Regions from separate parts of the Homo sapiens genome. Here region 1 is linked to region 2. A link is a loop called in an ENCODE intact Hi-C map of the cell type or tissue named here. Cell type or tissue: endothelial cell of umbilical vein. All regions are shown on one strand. Links, peaks and the distances in the headings refer to the core of each region. The heading gives the core; the rest is flanking DNA. Region 1 overlaps ABI2 (abl interactor 2). Region 2 overlaps CYP20A1 (cytochrome P450 family 20 subfamily A member 1).

Region 1 (9,423 bases), core at 872-8,871, 120 kb before region 2:
GGCTCACGCCTGTAATCCCAGCACTTTGGGAGGCCGAGGCGGGTGGATCATGAGGTCAGGAGATCGAGACCATCCTGGCTAACAAGGTGAAACCCCGTCTCTACTAAGAATACAAAAAATTAGCCGGGCGCGGTGGCGGGCGCCTGTAGTCCCAGCTACTCGGGAGGCTGAGGCAGGAGAATGGCGTGAACCCGGGAAGCGGAGCTTGCAGTGAGCCGAGATTGCGCCACTGCAGTCCGCAGTCCGACCTGGGCGACAGAGCGAGACTCCGTCTCAAAAAAAAAAAAAAAAGAAAGGAGAAGGTAGCATAGACAAAAAAGATAAAACTGAGAAACAGTAGCAGGCAGCAACTGGCACTAGAAGAGTAGAGACAAGGCACATGTTCACATCCAAGATGAAATGCTCCTCTTCTGTTGGCATGTAACCTAACCTTCCGTGTAACAGAAAAGTGGGAAATTTCCCACTTCAGTCACTGTTTCTCTACCAAATATAAAAAATGACCTTTTGGTACTCAGCTAAAAAAGAATGATTAGGTGCTTAACCTACAGCAGTCTTTTTGTGGGTAGACTGAGGTTTTTTTTTTTAAGATGAATATGCTTATTTCTTTTCTACTTCTGAAAGTGAAAATCTGAAGCCATAGTGGTTTTAAGAAGTACACCAGCAGCCAGGCACGGTGGCTCATGCCTGTAATCCCATCACTTTGGAAGGCCGAGGGGGGCGCATCACCTGAGGTCAGGAGTTCAAGACCAGCCTGGCCAACATGGTGAAACCCCATCTCTACTAAAAATACAAAAATTAGCCAGGTGTGGTAGCAGGTGCCTGTAACCCCAGCTACTCGGGAGGCTGAACCAGGAGAATCGCTTGAACCCAGGAGGTAGAGGCTGCAGTGAGCCGAGATCATGCCATTGCACTCCAGCCTGGGCAACAAGAGCAAAACTCCATCTCAAAAAAAAAAAAAAGTCCACCAGCAGCCAGGGAAAGATCAATCGCAGTTCTTCCTTAAAAGAATGACTTGGTAACAAGTTAGACTTTTTTCAAAGCTAGTCTAAGGCATGTTCAAAAATTCAGTTCCGTCTGGGGTTACAAAGGTCATCCCAAATTCTACTTTTCTCCAGGACAAACCTTTAATAAGGTGGTCGAAATTAATTCAGATACCACATCATTTTCTTTTCGGACCTTGTAAGATTTCATCTGACAAGAACGTCTGTGAGCCAGAATATACTGTCTTTCTTGGAGTTGAGCTGAAAACAAACCATTTTAAGTGAATTTAAGCAGAATTTTGAGGAAAGAATTGTTGCAATATTCAGTTCTAATCCTAGTCATTTTGTGAACAGGCAAAGAAGAGCAGGAAGCAAACTTGTTTTCATTTCATTTAGCTAAAATGATTCCTCATAAGACAAGACTCTTTCCCAATAACCACCAAAAGATCTCCAAACTTAGATTGTTATGTAATTTTCACAATATACAAGAATGTTTAGATATAAACAGTAAAAGGCTTTCCAAGCAATCCAAACCTAAATGATGAATCTGTGCTGATGAAATGTACAGACTTTCCAAGTACAACCTTCCTGGTTATTTATAAAGTCCTCTGAAGCATCAATGAAGCTTGTATTTTAGATGTCCAATTCAAAAAGTTTGGAAAAATAAAATTAAGCTTTTACATCTTATTTTTACAGCTTTATAAATACTCTGAGAATATTAGACAAAATAAGCGCTCTAAAAACTACTTCTAAAGTCATTACTGAACATCACATTTAGAGGAGATATATATATTATATAGCCCATGCGAGTTGAGATGCTTATGTTTTTTTCCCAGTGAAGGAAATAAACAATGTGTAAGTGTAGTATTTTCTAAACATGAATACCAACTTAGAACAAAAGGTATGTAAAAGTGAATTCAGGCTGGATGCGGTGGCTCACACCTGTAATCCCAGCACTTTGGGAGGCCAAAGCAGTAACAAAATGACTAGGATTAGAACTGAATATTGCAACAATTCTTTGCTCAAAATTCTGCTTAAATTCTCTTAGAATGGTTTGTTTTCAGCTCAACTCCAAGAAAGACAGTATATTCTGGCTCACAGACATTCTAGTCAGATGAGATCTTACATGGTCCAAAAAGAAAAGGATGTGGTATCTGAATTAATTTCGACCACCTTGTTAAAGGTTTGCCGTGGAGAAAAGTAGAATTTGGGATGACCTTTGTTACGCCAGATGGAACTGGATCACTTGAGGTCAGGAGTCGGAGATCAGCCTGGCCAACCCGGTGAAAGCTTGTCTCTATTAAAGAAAAAAAAAGAGCCAGGCGTGGTGGCACACACCTGTAGTTCCAACTACTCGGGAGGCTGAGGCAGGAGAATCGCTTGAACCCAGGAGGCAGAGGTTGCAGTGAGCCAAGATTGTGCCACTGCACTCCAGCCTGGACAACAAAGCAAGACTTTGGGGAGAAAAAAAAATCTTCCTGCTCCTGCTCTTTATTTATACTTTGCTAAAGCCCCAACACATCAGTATTCTTCTAGACGTTTTAGACATTTATGGTGATGCTGTAACTTCACAAATCATTTAGAGAATATGTGAAATGGCTTTTTATTTTGGAACAGCACCATCCCAACATTGTTTCCTATTTTTTTAGTCGCTTTTAAAACCATTCAGGGGTTACTAAGCCTGACACTTTCTCTTTGTGAAACAGCATACCCATTCAGAAACTCCTATATCTCATAGAACTATATATAGACACATCTCTTGGAACCAACATTCACTTTATGAACTAGATTTTTTCAAAAGCTTTTAAGAAAATATGAGCAGTAAAATACAGGCTACTTTCTCCTAAAGTCTTCAATACTTACATGCTACATTACTGATTCCTTAACAAACAAGGCTTATGTAAGTATATGTACACATACTCACATGTAGATATATGTATATTCTTCTTGACCACCAAGGTGTTTCATATTTACATTTAAAGTAGAGACTGTTAACTCATAATTAGCCCTATGTGTTTCTATGACCCCCTCCTTACCACTGGCAAGATTAATGATAAATTGGTATTCCTATTTCATTGGCTGGATTAGATTAAGAAATAATGAGAACCAAAGGGATTTCAGTTATGCCCTGATCAAAGGGTTCCTTTCCTTTCAATAACTTGTTTCTGAAATAATCTCATGAAAAAAACAATTATTGTGCTCCTAAGACTTGGCACTAGACACTGGGTGTTCCATATTTTAACTCCTATGTTATAATTGCCCTTTTTCAAACTCAGATCAAATTGTACATTAACAAATATAGTAACAGCACTGCTAGATTTACACCTCACAGAACCCCACTGAATTTATATTCACATGAAACCTTCCAAAGATTGTCAGCTCACTTCCTCAGAAGCATGCAACCACAGCAAGACTCCAATTACCCCCCCAAAAAAAAAGCTCATAAAACACACACTTCAGATCATTTTTGTTAAATCAGAGAATTAGTTACTTGAGAAAGCACAACAAATATTCTCATTGTAAATATGAAAAAAATAGGGACAATTGCAGGGCTACTGGGAGTAATACAGGAGACTTACATAATTTTTTTTTTTTGAGACAGGGTCTCACTCTGTTGCCCAGGCTGGAGTACAGTGGCACAATCTCGGCTCACTGAAACTTCCATCTCCTAGGTTCAACCAATCGTTCTGCCTCAGCCTCCTGAGGAGCTGGGACTGCAGGCACCTGCCACAGTGCTTGACTCATAAATAATATTCTAATGAATATAAAATAAAAGTACATCTAACAGCCTTAGAACACTGATTCACAAATCATTAAGTCTTGCAAAAAGAGCTTTTCCAAGAAAATGGTTTAGTTAAAAAAAAATTAGTTTACAAAAAGTACTCTGATTAACCAACTAACAATGCTGTGGCCACCCACTTTAAACAGTTATCAAATCCCTGGAGATGAAAGGCAGAACTTAATAGAGCAGAGTACAGAAAAACAAAAAAGCACAACTAAATTGACTCACACATTACACAGAAAGCCTAACAATCCCAATTCACCTTACTTCCATGAGTGAGAAAAATACTTTTCATTAAAATCATTCCATAAAGTGGGGATCTTTTTACTTTAACATATACTTTCAAGCATTTGAAAATCAGATTTACAAAGAAACTATTGAAGTATGTATTATAAAATGCATTTAAATATGTGCTTAAACAGCCTTCAAATAAATTCTACCTACAGAGTTCTCATAGGACTATTTTGGAGCATACACGAACAAAGCATGAAATATCCCTGTATAGGCCGGGTGCGGTGGCTCACACCTGTAATCTGAGCACTTTGGGAGGCCAAGGCAAGTGGATGACTTGAGGTCAGGAGTTCAAGACCAGCTTGGCCGATATGGTGAAACCCTGTCTCTACTAAAAATACAAAAATTAGCTGGGTGTAGTGGCAGGTGCCTGTAATCCCTGCTACTTGGGAGGCTGAGGCAGGAGAATCGCTTGAACCCGGGAGGTAGAGGTTGCAGTGAGCCGAGATTGTACCACTGCACTCCAGCCTGGGTGACAGAGCAAGACTTTGTCTCAAAACAAAACAAAACAAAAATTAGCCAGGCGTGGTGGCAGGTACCTGTAATCCCGTGCTCCTGAACAAATGTGAGTTTGAAAACATGGTTTAAAAGGCAAATGTATAAAAAGGGCAGTTTTGTCAAAATTTAAGTTCAGAATGATTTAAAAAGAATGGCATAGCCAAAAACACTAAACGTGATAAAAGATAGAAGGGAAGTATATATCAATTAAGGCAGTTGGTATTCACACTATGGTTTGCACTGGATGGACTACAGATACAGCACTTAATTTACGAGAGGGACCCAGAACAGTGAAGGGATTTGGAAAAATGAACAAGGGATTCATTTGGCATTCAACAAACAGTTCCTGAGCAATATTCCAGGATGTAACTGTATAAAAGACTGACAAGGTCTCAGGCTTTCATGCACTTTATATCACATCTTTTCATCCGCCTTCCCCTCCAAAAAAGAGAAGACTTGGGAGGATAAGAGAAAAATTTTTTAAATATGTAGGTAGGACAATAGAAAGAACATGGAACTTAGGCCAGGCACGGTGACTCACGCCTGTAATCCCAGCACTTTGGGAGGCTGAGGTGGGTGAATCACTTAAGGTCAGGAGTTTAAGACCAGCCTGGCCAACATAGTGAAACCCTGTCTCTACAATAAAATACAAATATTAGCTGGGTGTGGTCGTGGGTGCCTGTAATCCCAGCTACTCAGGAGGCTGAGGCAGGAGAATCTCTTGAACCCAGGAGGCAGGCATTGCAGTGATCAGAGATCACACCACTGCACTCCATCCTGGGCAACAGAGCGAGACTCCATCTCAATTTAAAAAAAAAAAAAAAAAAAAAACAGAAAGAAAGAACATGGAACTTAGAGTCAGAAAACCTAAGTTCAAATCCTAACCTGACCATCACCTCAGCCTCATTTTCCTTACCTATAAGATATAAGAAAATGATCACCAATCTTATTTTGTACGTGATTCTAAGAATCAAATGAGATAATATAAAAACATTATTTAAATTAAGTGTTTATGTTGGAGGATCAAATTTCTTCTGCAAGACTCTTTCAAAGAATATCACTATAGGTCACAGCCACAGAGACAAACTGCAGCTCCATAAAATTCAAGGCTTATCAAAAATGGAATGAGTTGAACCCAGTATGAGAGGTGTTCACACATAGGCTTACTGGCTTCCTGGCAAAAATACAGAAAAAAGCAGTAAGTTGACATACCATGTCCACAATAGCCATGGTGTCTAATATTTGTTCTTGCCCTCTCTGGGGAGTAAACAAAATAATAATTATTAAATATGTTCCAGATTAGTTATTCTGCATGCATGATACAACCGATTATTTAGTGTAATTATTATATCTGATTCAATTTACCCAATTCCTAGTTTTTCCACCATGGGTTTGGTATGAGAATTGTATAAGCTAGTATAATTCCCTAGCACAAAGTAGCTTCAAAAATGTTCTCTTTTCCTTTGCCACTTCTAAATTCTGTTCATGTGCACACAACTTTCATTATTTGTTATTTAAAAGTAAGGATGTCTGATTAAATAAAAAGGAAATACCATTCACCACAATGTTATTTTAAAAAGCAAATAACCACTAAAATATTCAAAAAAATTCTGCTCAGAAAAACTAAGTTGTATGACTTTACGTGGAAATCACATACTGATTTTTTTTTAAAGAATTGAAAGATACAGTATTAACAACCTACAATTCATTCATTCTCCCATTCATTCAACAAATGGTGCTAACCACCTACCATGCACTATTTGTAATTAAGGGTTTTTTGTAGTTGAAGGTTTTTAATTAAATACATTCTATAGAATGCAAAAAAACAAAAAAACTAACCTGGATTCTGGCTATAAAAAGGTCCTCCATTCATCTGATTCTGAAGGCTTGTTTGTGAAGTAATGGAAGGAGGGCGTCTATAGGGCAACGAGCCCCCTATTGTTGGGGGAGTATGGCGAGAGGCAGGCCTATTCATGCTGTAGAACTGTACAGGATGACCTGAAAAAGAGATAGAACATACATATGTCATTAAAAGAAAATTATCTCAGATCATTAAATACTTTATGTACAATGCCTAAATCTTAAGAATTAAAAATAACAGCTAGTTTAACTGGTATCTGAAATATACAATGCAAGGTGAGTTATTGTTCGCTGATATTATATCAGAGTACAAAAGCAGAAAAGCAAACAAAAATATGATTAAGTTTGGAAAGTTATGTCTAAATAGTTTACTAATTAGGGCCGGGTGCAGTGACTCATGCCTGTAATCCCAGCACTTTGGGAGGCCAAGGCAGGCAGATCACTTGAGGTCAGGAGTTTCAGACCAGCCTGGCCAACGTGGTGAAACCCCGTTTCAACTAAAAACACAAAAATTAGCCAGGTATGGTGGCGTGCGCCTGTAATTCCAGCTACTCGGGAGGCTGAGGCGTAAGAATCACTTGAACTCAGGAGGCAGAGGTTGTAGTGAGCCAAGATTGCACCACTGCACTCCAGCCTGGGTGACAGAGTGAGACTCTGTCTCAAAATAAATAAATAGTTTGCTACTTAACACTATTATTTCACTAAATTAAAAATCTGATGGGGTTTCAAAATCATCACAATTAATTAAAATTTATCTACTCCACCCCCAAAATACAGCCACTGAACACTGAAAACTAAAATCGACAAGAATGATGTTTGGGAAAGCAAGAGAAAAAATGTTTGACACACAGTCTTATTCCAAAATAATAAATAATAATAAACGTAAGGTAGCAAAAAAGTATGGTTAAAGGAAAATGAAGTATTTCAACAAAAGGTTAAATGACGTAATTCCAAATCAAACATTTCTTTCTTTTAATCAAAAAAATCTACCACGAAAGCTACATTACTTTGTCTTAAAATTAAAATCTAAAAAATTTACAATCATGAAAAAAATTAAGATATAAAAAGAGGGTCAAAATATATCTTATTTTTAATATCATCCCTAAGTCCATATATAGTTATCATCAATTTCACTGTATTTTGCTCTCTTGAGAGTTCTTCCACAGCTAATGTCAACTGGAGACATGATTCCATAATCCATCAGTTTCCTAATAATATAATCCACTCCCTAAACTTTACCTTGACTGCACTCCCACCTACATTAAGCTGAGAACTTTTTCTTACAGACAGAGCACCACAGCACCCATGAGAGAGCACAATAGCAGACAAGGGAGAAGGGGAGGGCAAGAGAGAAGAGGAGGCGGAGAAATAAGCAGGTGGAGAAGAAAGCGGAAAGGGGACAGGAAGGTAGAGGAGGAGGAGATGAAGGTGGAGGAGGGCAAGAGGATAGCAGAGGGGAAAGGAAAGGAGAAAGAGAAAGGGAGAAAAGGAGGAGATAAGTGAAAAGGAAAAAAAAAACACTTTTGCTAAACCCAACAGGAAGCCAGAGGGCAAAAGAATCCACTGAAACATTTCATGGAGGTCAGCCTACTGGAGAAGAGGGGAGAGTAGAGGAGGGGGGACTGGAGGAACAGATGATACCTGGCACACTCATCTATCCATTTGTGCCTAAGGTTATCCTGAAATTTTTTAAATTCTAAAATAAACTACTTGAAACACAGTGAGATAAGACTTATGTAATATGGAATTTGATGAATGCTTGATTTGTTGAAATCTTCATGATCAAACACTGCAGTCATATCCTCTTCCAGGCTTCATATTTCTCAGCTGAGTCTTACCATCTTTATTCTACCTTAATATGAGACTATCTTCTTGGTAATTTTAATTAAAAGTATTAGAGGAAAACAACACTTTGACAATTTTTCATCTTGTCTATGATTATAAAATGGTTTTATATGACTAAAATTGTTCTACAGGAGCTGAAAGTTTACCAAGCTTAGATTCATATGGAGTCATATAAGGATTATAAGAGCACTCAAGGCTTGTTATAACATTTAAACATCTTACATGTGTATCAAAAACTTAAGCACTCAAGCTTAAACATAATCCACTATCAACTGAGAAGCCTCTGTAACCATGATAAAAATGAAAACATATAAACTATGATTTAAAAGGCATATTTAGTTATTTGAACCACTGAATACAATTAGCATTTCAGTAATTAATCTATAGCAAACTAATACAAACCTACGATCAAGTTAAAAACATCTGGATTAACATCATTATGAATTTTATATAGTTAGATCTAGTCTAAAACCTCACATGGGCTGGGCATGGTGGCTCAGGCCTTTAATCACAGTACTATGGGAGGTGGAGGCGGGTGGATCATTTCAGATCAGGAGTTCAAGACCAGCCTGACCAACACGGTGAAACTTTGTCTCCATTAAAAATACAAAAAATTAGCTGGGTGTGGTGGCTCACACTTGTAATCCCAGCTCCTCAGGAGGCTACGGCAGGAGAATCACTTGAATCCAGGCAGCGGAGATTGCAGTGGGCCGAGATTGCCACTGTATTCCAGCCTGGGTGACAGAGTGAGACTCTGTCTCAAAAAAAAAAAAAAAAAAAAAAAAAAAAGACACTATTCACACTATTAATGAGTCGATTTACCATTTGGGGTTTTAAAAATATATATACCTAATTATCATAAACCTAGCGATAAAACCTGAAACTAAAAACTTCTAGAAGAAAACACAGAACAAAATCTTTATGACTTCAGGTAAAGAGTTCTTAGATATGCCATCAAAGCACGATTCATTTAAAAAAATTTTGAAAAATAACACTTAATAAAAATGAAGAATTTCTGCTATTTGAAATACAACATCAAAAAAATAAATGAACAGGCTGGACCCAGTGGCTCACGCCTGTAATCCCAGCACTTTGGGAGGCTGAGGCGGGCGGATCACCTGAGGTCAGGAGTTCAAGACCAACCTGGCCAACGTGGTGAAACCCCGT
Region 2 (9,423 bases), core at 613-8,612:
TCAGGAGTTCAAGACTAGTCTGGGCAACATGGCAAAACCCCATCTCTACAAAAAACTCAAAAATCAGCTGGGTGTGGTGGTGTGTGCCTATAGTCCCAGCTACTTGGGAGACTGAGATGGGATGATCACTTGAGCCCAGGAGGTTGAGGCTGCAGTGAGCTGTGACCGTGCCACTGCACTCCACCCTGGGCAATCAAGTGAGATCCTGTCTCAAAAAAAAAAAAAAAAAAAAAAAAAAGCAGTGGTTCTCAAAAACCACCTGGGAGATGGCTGATGCTATAACCTCACATTCACAAATTCTGGTTCAGTAGGTTTGTGGTAATGTCCAAACATCTGTACTTTTAACAAATGGAATATCGAATTTATCTCAACGCCAAAATGGGAAGATCACTGGCTCATGGCTTACTTTAGCTTAAACTGGTTTATGGATTGTATTCACTGAGGAAATGAAAATGTAAAGAAATTACATGTTGAGAAAAAAACCAGAAGAAATGAAAATGTAAAGAAATTACATGTTGAGAAAAAAACAGAGGAAAAAGAGTAGTTATATTTCCTTTAGTAATACACTGGGATTATAACTATTAAAAGAATGGAAACTTCTGAACATATATACTACCTCTTTCCCTAGAATATGTTTGAGCTGACACCATCTGTAGCTCTATTGTTCCTGTGTCAAATACTTTTTAATATCCTTCTAGTAACTTGTACTTTACTTACCAATGATCTCTTTCCTGCGCTAAGGGTTAACTTAAACTTATCTCAAAGTTAATTTATAAAAAAAAGTTTGCCTGATTCACCTTATTACCAATATTGTTACCATTAAAATCAGTAGTAACCTGGTACTCAATTACTCTGATTAGTTTTCTTATATCTAGAGTTCACAAAAAACATGAGTGACTGCCTGTCCTTAACTTTTCCCTACATATGCCTCTTCATTATGGCTTCTGAGTGAACTGTAGAATTGCTATTTTACAAGTGATGTGAAAACTTGTGCAGTGTACAATATGTATGTCACACAATTTTACAACATAGAGTAATATACAACTGAAGGAGTCACCACAAAGATTTGCACACAGTGGTCAATCCTGTACTCTGCTTGACTATATTATCACTTAAAATTAATATAACAGGCCGGATGCAGTGGCTCACACCTGTAATCCCAGCACTTTGGGAGGCCGAGGCGGGCAGATCACAAGGTCAAGAGAACGAGACCATCCTGGCCAACATGGTGAAACCCTGTCTCTACTAAAAATACAAAAATTAGCTGGGCATGGTGGCACGCGCCTCTAGTCCCAGCTACTTGGAAGGCTGAGGCAGGAGAATTGCTTGAACCCGGGAGGCAGAGGTTGCAGTGAGCCGAGATGGCGCCACTGCACTCCAGCCTGGTGACAGAGCAAGACTCAGTCTCAAAAAAAAAAAAAAAAATTAATATAACAATATGAATTTAATAATCTCACATTGGCTGGGTGTGGTGGCTCACGCCTGTAATCTCAGCACTTTGGGAGGCCAAGGCGGGCAGATCACGAGGTCAGGAGTTCGAGATCAGCCTGGCCAACACAGTGAAACCTCGTCTCTACTAAAAATACAAAAAATTAGCCAGGTGTGGTAGTGGGCGCCTGTAGTCCCAGCTACTTGGGAGGCTGAGGCAGGAGAATCGCTTGAACTTGGGAGGTGGAGGTTGCAGTGAGCCGAGATTGCACCACTGCACTCCAGCCTGGGCGACAGAGTGAGACTCTGCCTCAAAAAAAAAAAAAAAAAAAAAAATTCTCACATTGACTTTTGGTTTGTGGGTTTTTTTTTAGATAGGGTCACACTCTGTCACCCAGGCTGGAGTGCAGTGGTAGTGATCACAGCTCACTTGAGGCCTTGATCTCCTGGCTAAATTGATCCTCCCACCTCAGCTTCCCAAGTAGCTGGGACTACAGGCACATGCCACCATGCACAGCTAACTACAATTTATTATTTTTTTTGTAGAGATTGTGTCCCACTATATTGCCCAGCCTGTCACACTGGTTCCTTTGTAGGACTCTTAAAAATGATGACTGAAAATAGCTTTAAAATGTGATTTTAAGCCACTTAATGTGTTTTAAATACAATACTGAATCAGACACAATTTCATAGCTTAGAGATAACTTGGAAGGTCATCTGGAGCTAAACTCCTATTTTAGAAAAGGAGGAAAATGCAGAGATAAGTATCTTGCCCAAGGCTAATAAGGGGCAGAGTAAGGACTTATTAAGGTTTCTTATTTATCTACTCTCTCAAAAACTTCGGAGGAGACTTAAAAAACCACTAACCTACATCCAAATACATAGCAATACTCCTAAAATCTCCCTAAAAACTGAAAATAAGATTAAAATATTAATTCAACCTTGGAAATAGTCACTTTTCTTGGTGTCCGGAGCACAAGTGATTTAGATTTTTAAAGGTCTTTAGCAAAGACATATTAGGTTTAATGTAATGCGTTTTAAAAACAAGGATTTTAAATCTATTTTTATACTAATTTTTTTTAAGCTGGGGTCTTGTTTTATTGCCCAAGTTAGGCAAACTCCTGGGGCTCACGCAATCCTCCCACCTCAGCCTCCAACGTAGCTGGGACAAGTGTGCACCACTGGACCAAACAAATAGGCATTTTTAAAAAAAGGTTGAATAAGGCAGGACGTGGTGGCTCACGACTGTAATCCTAGCACCTTGGGAGGCCGAGGCAGGTGGAGCACCTGAGGTCAGTTCAAGACCAGCTTGGCCAACATGGTCTCTACTTAAAATACAAAAATTAGCCAAGCATAGTTGCAGGCGCCTGTAATCCCAGCTACTCAGGGGGCTAAGGCAGGAGAATCACTTGAATCGAGGAGGTGGAGGTTGCAGTGACCTGAAATCGCGCAATTGCACTACAGCCTGGGTGACAAGAGCAAAACTCCGTCTCAAAAAAAAAAAAAAAAAAAGGTTGAATACATTATTTTTGACATATGCTTACCTAAATTCAATTTAGTCATCTATAGTATCTGGACATTTCTATATGTTAAAGAAGAAAAATTTATGGGACGTTTACATTTGTATCCTTTTAAAGAAAGCTTCCTTAAACATTGAGGGATATAAATGAAATCCTTCAAGTGAACACAAATTTTCTAAAATTTAAATTCATGTCCTAATACTTCCTTTTGTTTTTTGTTTTTTTTTGAGACAGAGTGTCGCTCTGTCACCCAGGCTGGAGTGCAGTGGTGCGATCTCAGCTCACTGTAACCTCTGCCTCTGGGGTTCAAGCGATTCTTTTGCCTCAGCCTCCTCAGTAGCTGAGATTACAGGCATGTGCCCCCACACTTGGCTAATTTTTGTATTTTTAGTAGAGACAGGGTTTCACCATGTTGGTCAGGCTGGTCTCGAACTCCTGACCTTGTGATCTGCCCACCTCAGCCTCCCATAGTGCTGGGATTACAGGCATGAGTCACCATGCCTGGCCTCCTTTTGTTTTTTGACAGGGTCTCACTCTGTCACCCAGGCTGCAGTCCAGTGGTGCAATCATGGCTCACTGCAACCTCAACCTCCTGGGCTTAGGTGATCCTCCCACCTTAGCCTTCCTTACATAACTGGGATTACAAGTGTGTGCCACCAGGCCTGGCTAATTTTTGAATTTTTTATAGAGATGGGTTTCCGCTGTGTTGCCCAGGCTGGTCCCAAATTTCTGGGCTCCAGTGATTCATCCACCTCGGCCTCCCAGAGTGCTGGCATTATAGCTGTGAGCCACCTTGCCTGGTCCCCTAATACTTCCTTTAAGTATTTTTATCTTAGTGTATTTTTATGCCTATTGAAGTATTTTTTATAAATACTGTATAAATAAATGGTACTCCACCAATCTAAAAACCAAGTGAGGAAACTTAGAAACATATCAAATATTTTACAATTTTACATAAAAATCACCTTCAATTCCAACGAGAGGAGTTCTTTTAAATCGTGATTTCTGTGGCCTATATACTCTTGTTGGTAGACCTTAGTAATAGCAGACTAGCTTGGAGTCAAAGTGGAAAGCAGCAGCAGGAAATGAAAAGCTCACTGTTTTGGTTGGAAAGGTGTCAACAGCAGTTCATTTTAAAGGCACTAACAAGAATTCACAATCCATAAAATGTGTCAAGAAATTTATGGCAATTTTCAGAGGTGGCTTTAAGCACTTGGGGTTAAGAAAAAAAGCACTTATGTGAGTCAGCCCTTTAAAACAAGACTAAAAAAGAGGGAAAAATTATAAAGAAGTCCTCTAAACAGTGTTTTATTTTTGTTTGTTTGTTTTGAGACAGTCTTGCTCTGTTGCCCAGGCTGGAATGCAATAGTGTGACCATCACTCACTGCAGCTTCAATCTCTTGGGCTCAAGTGATGATCCTGCCTCAGCTTCCCGAGTGGCTGCAACCACAGGCATGCGCCACCACACCCAGCTAATTGTTATTTTTAGCAGAGACGAGGTCTCACTATGTTGCCCAGACTGGTCTCGAACTCCTGGGCTCAAGTGATCCTCCTGCCCTGGCCTCCCAAAAAGTGCTGGGATTACAGGTGTGAGTTGCCATGCCTGGCCTTGTTTTTTTTGAGACAGGGTCTCACTCTGTTTTCAGGCTGGAGTGCACAATCACAGTTCACTGTAGCCTCCATCCTCGTGATTCATCCTCTTGAGCAGCTGAGACTACAGGCACGGGCCATCATGCTCAGTTAACTTATTTTTTTTGTAGAGAGGGTCTCTGTTTTCTGAGCTGGCCTCCAACTCCTGGCCTCAAGCAATCTCCCACCTCAGCCTCCCCAAGTGTTGGGATTACAGGTGTGAGCCACTGTGCTCAGCCTATATATTTAGTAATTCCTCTGAAAAAGAAATCAATTTATACTTACATTTTGCAGTTATTATGCAACTGGCCAGAGAAAATATCATACTGTCTTCTAGGATCTAGGAAACAAAACTAAGTTTAGAAAGTGTGAAAAATGTAAGGTAGCCTATATTAGGCCCTGCTAAAATAATCTACAGCATAAAATTAGTGTCAATGAAAAAAAAAGTATATTATTTCATTTTGATGTTTTCACTAAAACAAAAAACCAAATCTGTATAATGTGAATACCAACCTAAATACCACACTGCTTTTTAAAAATATTTTTAAAATTGATGAACTATAGTTGTATGTATTTTGGGAGTACAAGTGATTTTCGGTACATGTATACAACATGTAATGATCAAATCAGGGTATTTGTTGTGAGTATTACTGGTTCATGATCTACTTTGGTAAACAAACTCGGTCCTATTTTTCTGGCTTAGCCTAGTAAACAGCAATGAAGCCTCAGAAATAGGACAGAAGATCTCATCCCTGTCCTGGAAGCCAAATTCAATTTCTGCACCAACATATATCAAACTACTTCTGGCTACAAGGACTTGCATGTGTATAGTGAGGCAGAAGATTCCTACAATGAAGAGGTGTGGCAATAACAACTCACCTCACTGGCCTGACAATACCACAAATGCAGTGGTATGTTGGCAGTATTGTCAACAAGCCACACTGCCACACCTGGTCAAGCAGGCAAAGTGATTTAGTCTAATACACCTAACACAAGTCCTTCTCCTCTTTTGTAATTCAAGAATTTTGGCTCAATTTAATAATATTAAATAATATACAGCTGCCTCAAAGAGCTAAATAATAGAGACCAAGTACTTGTACTACCAATGATGTACAATAAAAGATGTACGATGCAGCTGGGTGCAGTGGCTCACACCTGTAATCCCAGCACTTTGGGAGGCCAAGGCGGGTGGATCATGATGTGAAAGAGATAGAGACCATCCTGGCCAACAAGGTGAAACTCCGTCTCTACTAAAAATACAGAAAAATTATCTGGGCGTGGTGGTGCGCGTCTGTAGTCCCAGCTACTTGGGAGGCTGAGGCAGGAGAATCGCTTGAACCCAGGAGGTGGAGGTTGCAGTGAGCAGAGATCGTGCCACTGCACTCCAGCCGGGCGACATAGCGAGACTCCATCTCAAAACAACAACAACAACAAAAAACCCAAAAAAACATGTATGATGCTTCTCTTAAGCCACTGAACTCTAGGAGGGTATCTGGATTAAAGTGAATGAAAAGCACACTGTATATATGTGTGATTATCATTATTTTTTATAGATGGCGTCTTGCTATATTGCCCAAGTTGGCCTTGATCTCTTGGGTTCAAGTGATCCTCCCACCTCACCCTCTCAAGTAGCTGGGACTACAGTCATGAGCCATTGTGCCTGGCTCTGGCTTATTTTTTTACCTGATAAACATTTAACAATTATATCACCTGTTGGTCATTAAGGTTCCCTTGTACTAAGGAGTCAATGAAAATATGTTGACTGAAGTTCCTTCCTTTTCGTTCTTTTATGATGTTCCTTAAAACAGACTCCAGTTGCATGAGGGCTTAGAGAAAAAAACAAAATAATTTTAGAATACAAGCATTAGTGGAGACTGAACTTTAAAAAAATAATTCTGTGCAATGTTACTATATGAAGAAAACCTTCAAAGTTAGTAACCAACAACAAAGAAAGCTAATTTATGTTTAAACTCATCATTTTCTTCCTTTTTTGCCAAATTTAACATACATACAAAAAAGTGCACAAAGCATGTAAGTACAGTTTAAGGAATAATTATAAATCACCACCAACCACCTAGGTCAAGAAGTAGAGCAATGCCAGCACTTGACTTTTTCTTTTATTTTTGAGACACAGTCTTGCTCTGTTGCCCAGGCTGCAGTGTAGTGGTGTGATCTTGGCTTACTGCAGCCTTGACTTCCCAGGCTCAGGTGATTCTCCCATCTCAGCCTCCCAAGTAGCTGGGACTACAGACATGCCACCACGCCCAGCTAATTTTTGTATTTTTGGTAGAGACGGGGTTTCACCATGTTGGCCAGGCCGGTCTCAAACTCCTGGGCTCAAGCAATCCATCCGCCTCGGCCTCTTAAAGTGCTGGGATTACAGGCGTGAGCCACCCGCACCTGGCCTAATACCAGCACTTTAGAGGCCTCCAAACACATAAGCCTTTCTTCTCTGATATCATCCACCTTCCTTCTAAATTCTGTCTTCTTAACTCCATTCCTTCTCCCAAATCAGGAATCACTTATTTAGGGATAGAAACAGATGTGAGATAATCAGAAAAGCAAATTTCTAAAAACCTAAAAGAGGCTGGGCGCAGTGGCTCATGCCTGTAATCCCAGCACTTTGGGAGGCCGAGGCAGGTGAATCACGAGGTCAGGAGTTCAAGACCACCCTGGCCAAGATGGCAAAACCCCATCTCTACTAAAAATACAAAAATTAGGTGGGCTCAGTGGCAGGCACCTGTAATCTCAGTTACTCAGGAGGCTGAGGCAGGAGAATCGCTTGAACCTGGGCAGCAGAGGTTGCAGTGAGCCAAGATTGTGCCACTTCACTCCAGCCTGGGCGAGAGAATAAATAAATAAATATTTTATTTATCTCTAAATAAATAAATATATAAAATAAAAACCTAAAAGATATCAATAACTGATATCCAATGGCCCATAAAATTATACACAAATGTTTCAGTCTTCATCTTACTTGACCTATCATATCACTGATGATGTTGATAACGTATTCTCCAAGAAACACTTTTTCTTTTTCTTTTTTTTTTTGAGACAGAGTGTTCCTCTGTCACCCAGGCTGGGGTGCAGTGGCGCAATCTCAGCTTACTGCAACCTCCACCTCCCGGGTTCAAACGATTCTCCTGCCTCAGCCTCCTGAGTAGCTGGGACTATAGGCGTGTGCCACCACGCCCGGCTAATTTTTTATATTTTTAGTAGAGACGGGGTTTCACCGTGTTAGCCAGGATGGTCTCCATCTCCTGACCTTGTGATCCGCCCATGTCAGCCTTCCAAAGTGCCGGGATTACAGGCATGAGCCACCACGCCCGGCCAAGAAACACTTTTTCATGTGGTTCCCAGGACTATACTCCCCTAGACTCCACACTTCCCTCCCACTTTACTGCCTGCTCATTCTGTCTCCTTTTTTGATTCTTTTTCAATCTCTTGAATTTCTCAGTAATGAAATGCTCAAGGACAGGGCTGTTTTGGGACCTCTTTCCTTTTTCTATCTATATTCACTACCTGGTGATCTCTAATCTCAAGGCTTTCAGTGCAATATATGTACCGTGCACTTCCAAATCTGTATTTCTAGTCAGGACTTCTTTCTCTTCAGCTCCAGACTCATGTATCTAACTCTAATAACAAACTCAACCTCTGCACTTGGTTGTCTGAAGCATACCAAACACTGAACTCTTGAGCTTTCCCCCAAATCCTGGATCTTCCCATAGTCTTCCCCATCTTATTTCCCGACAACCTCCTTTTGCAACTAGGCCAAAAACCTTGGTGTCTCCCTCTCCCTTATACCCTAATTTTAATCTGTCAGCCAGTGTTGGTAGGTCTACCCTCAAAGTACCAAATTATTTTCTTCCTCCTTTTTTTTTTCTTGTTCTATATTTCCTGTTGCCTGCCACTTGGTCCAAGCCACATTATCTCTCATGCCTGGTTTATTGCAGCAGCCTTCTAACTAGTTTCCCTGCTTTTGCTCTGGACCCATACAGTCTATCATACCAGTCAAAGTGATCCTTTTGTAACATAACTCAGATGGTAACTCTGCTCAAAACCTGCCAGTGGCTTCCTACCTCATAGTAACAACCTAGTCACACAATGGTCTGTAAGCCATACAAAACCCATTCCTGTCTCCAGTCTTTCTGACCTCATCTTCTGCTCCTCTTCTCACTCACTTCATTCCAGCCATACTGGCCTTCCTGTTGTACTTCAAATACAGCAGCAGAGTCCTACTTCAAGGACTCTGTAATTACTTTTCCTCTACATGGAATATTCTTCCTTTGAACATCTGGGTATCCACATGTTCTGCATGAGTGGTTTCATCTCTTGCAAGTGTTTACTCAAAAGTCACCTCATCTTGGTGAGGCCTTTCCTAATAATTACTTAAAATTGCAATCTCCCAACCCCCGGCACTCCCTATCCCCTTCTGGTTTTATTTTTGTCTACAGCATTTTTCACCTTTTAATGTACTATTCAGTTTACTTATTTAGATTACTGTCTGTCTCTTCCCACTAGAATGTGGTGCCACAAGGGCAAGAAATTTTGTTTAGGTTCCTCAGCATCTAAAACATGCCAGGATATCACAGATCTACATTAAATATTTATAGAATTGAATCAATATAATACACATTAGTGATTAAAATGAGAAATTATTCCCAGGCACGGTGGCTCACGCCTGTAATCCCAGCACTTTGGGAGGCCGAGGTGGGTGGATCACTTGAAGTCAGGAGTTTGAGACAAGCCTGGCCAACATGGTGAAACCCCGTCTGTACTAAAACTATAAAAATTATTTGAGCACGGCGGCAGGCGTCTGTAATCCCAGCTACTTGGGAGGCTGAGG

What was found. A loop is a pair of places that touch in the nucleus more often than their neighbours do. Peaks named below come from ENCODE experiments on the same cell type or tissue, not always from the same donor. Only the 100,000 strongest peaks of a DNase experiment are listed, where the experiment ranks them.
Region 1: a loop joins it to region 2, with 2.2 times the contacts of the local background. A loop is called at or near these places in 2 of 110 quality-filtered maps.

What each region holds. Positions count from the first base shown.
Region 1 is chr2:203,399,702-203,409,124 of GRCh38, reverse strand. ABI2 (abl interactor 2) reads right to left here. Exons shown (of 12, transcript NM_001375670.1): 9 at 6,391-6,549. Among named protein-coding and RNA genes, the nearest start is that of ABI2, 76 kb to the right of the region's middle. In endothelial cell of umbilical vein, for the core only: no CTCF peak of the experiment used is centred there; a DNase peak (open chromatin) is centred at 5,084; H3K27ac peaks cover 2,969 bases.
Region 2 is chr2:203,275,553-203,284,975 of GRCh38, reverse strand. CYP20A1 (cytochrome P450 family 20 subfamily A member 1) reads right to left here. Exons shown (of 13, transcript NM_177538.3): 7 at 6,288-6,403; 8 at 4,863-4,917. Among named protein-coding and RNA genes, the nearest start is that of CYP20A1, 41 kb to the right of the region's middle. In endothelial cell of umbilical vein, for the core only: no CTCF peak of the experiment used is centred there; a DNase peak (open chromatin) is centred at 4,055; H3K27ac peaks cover 909 bases.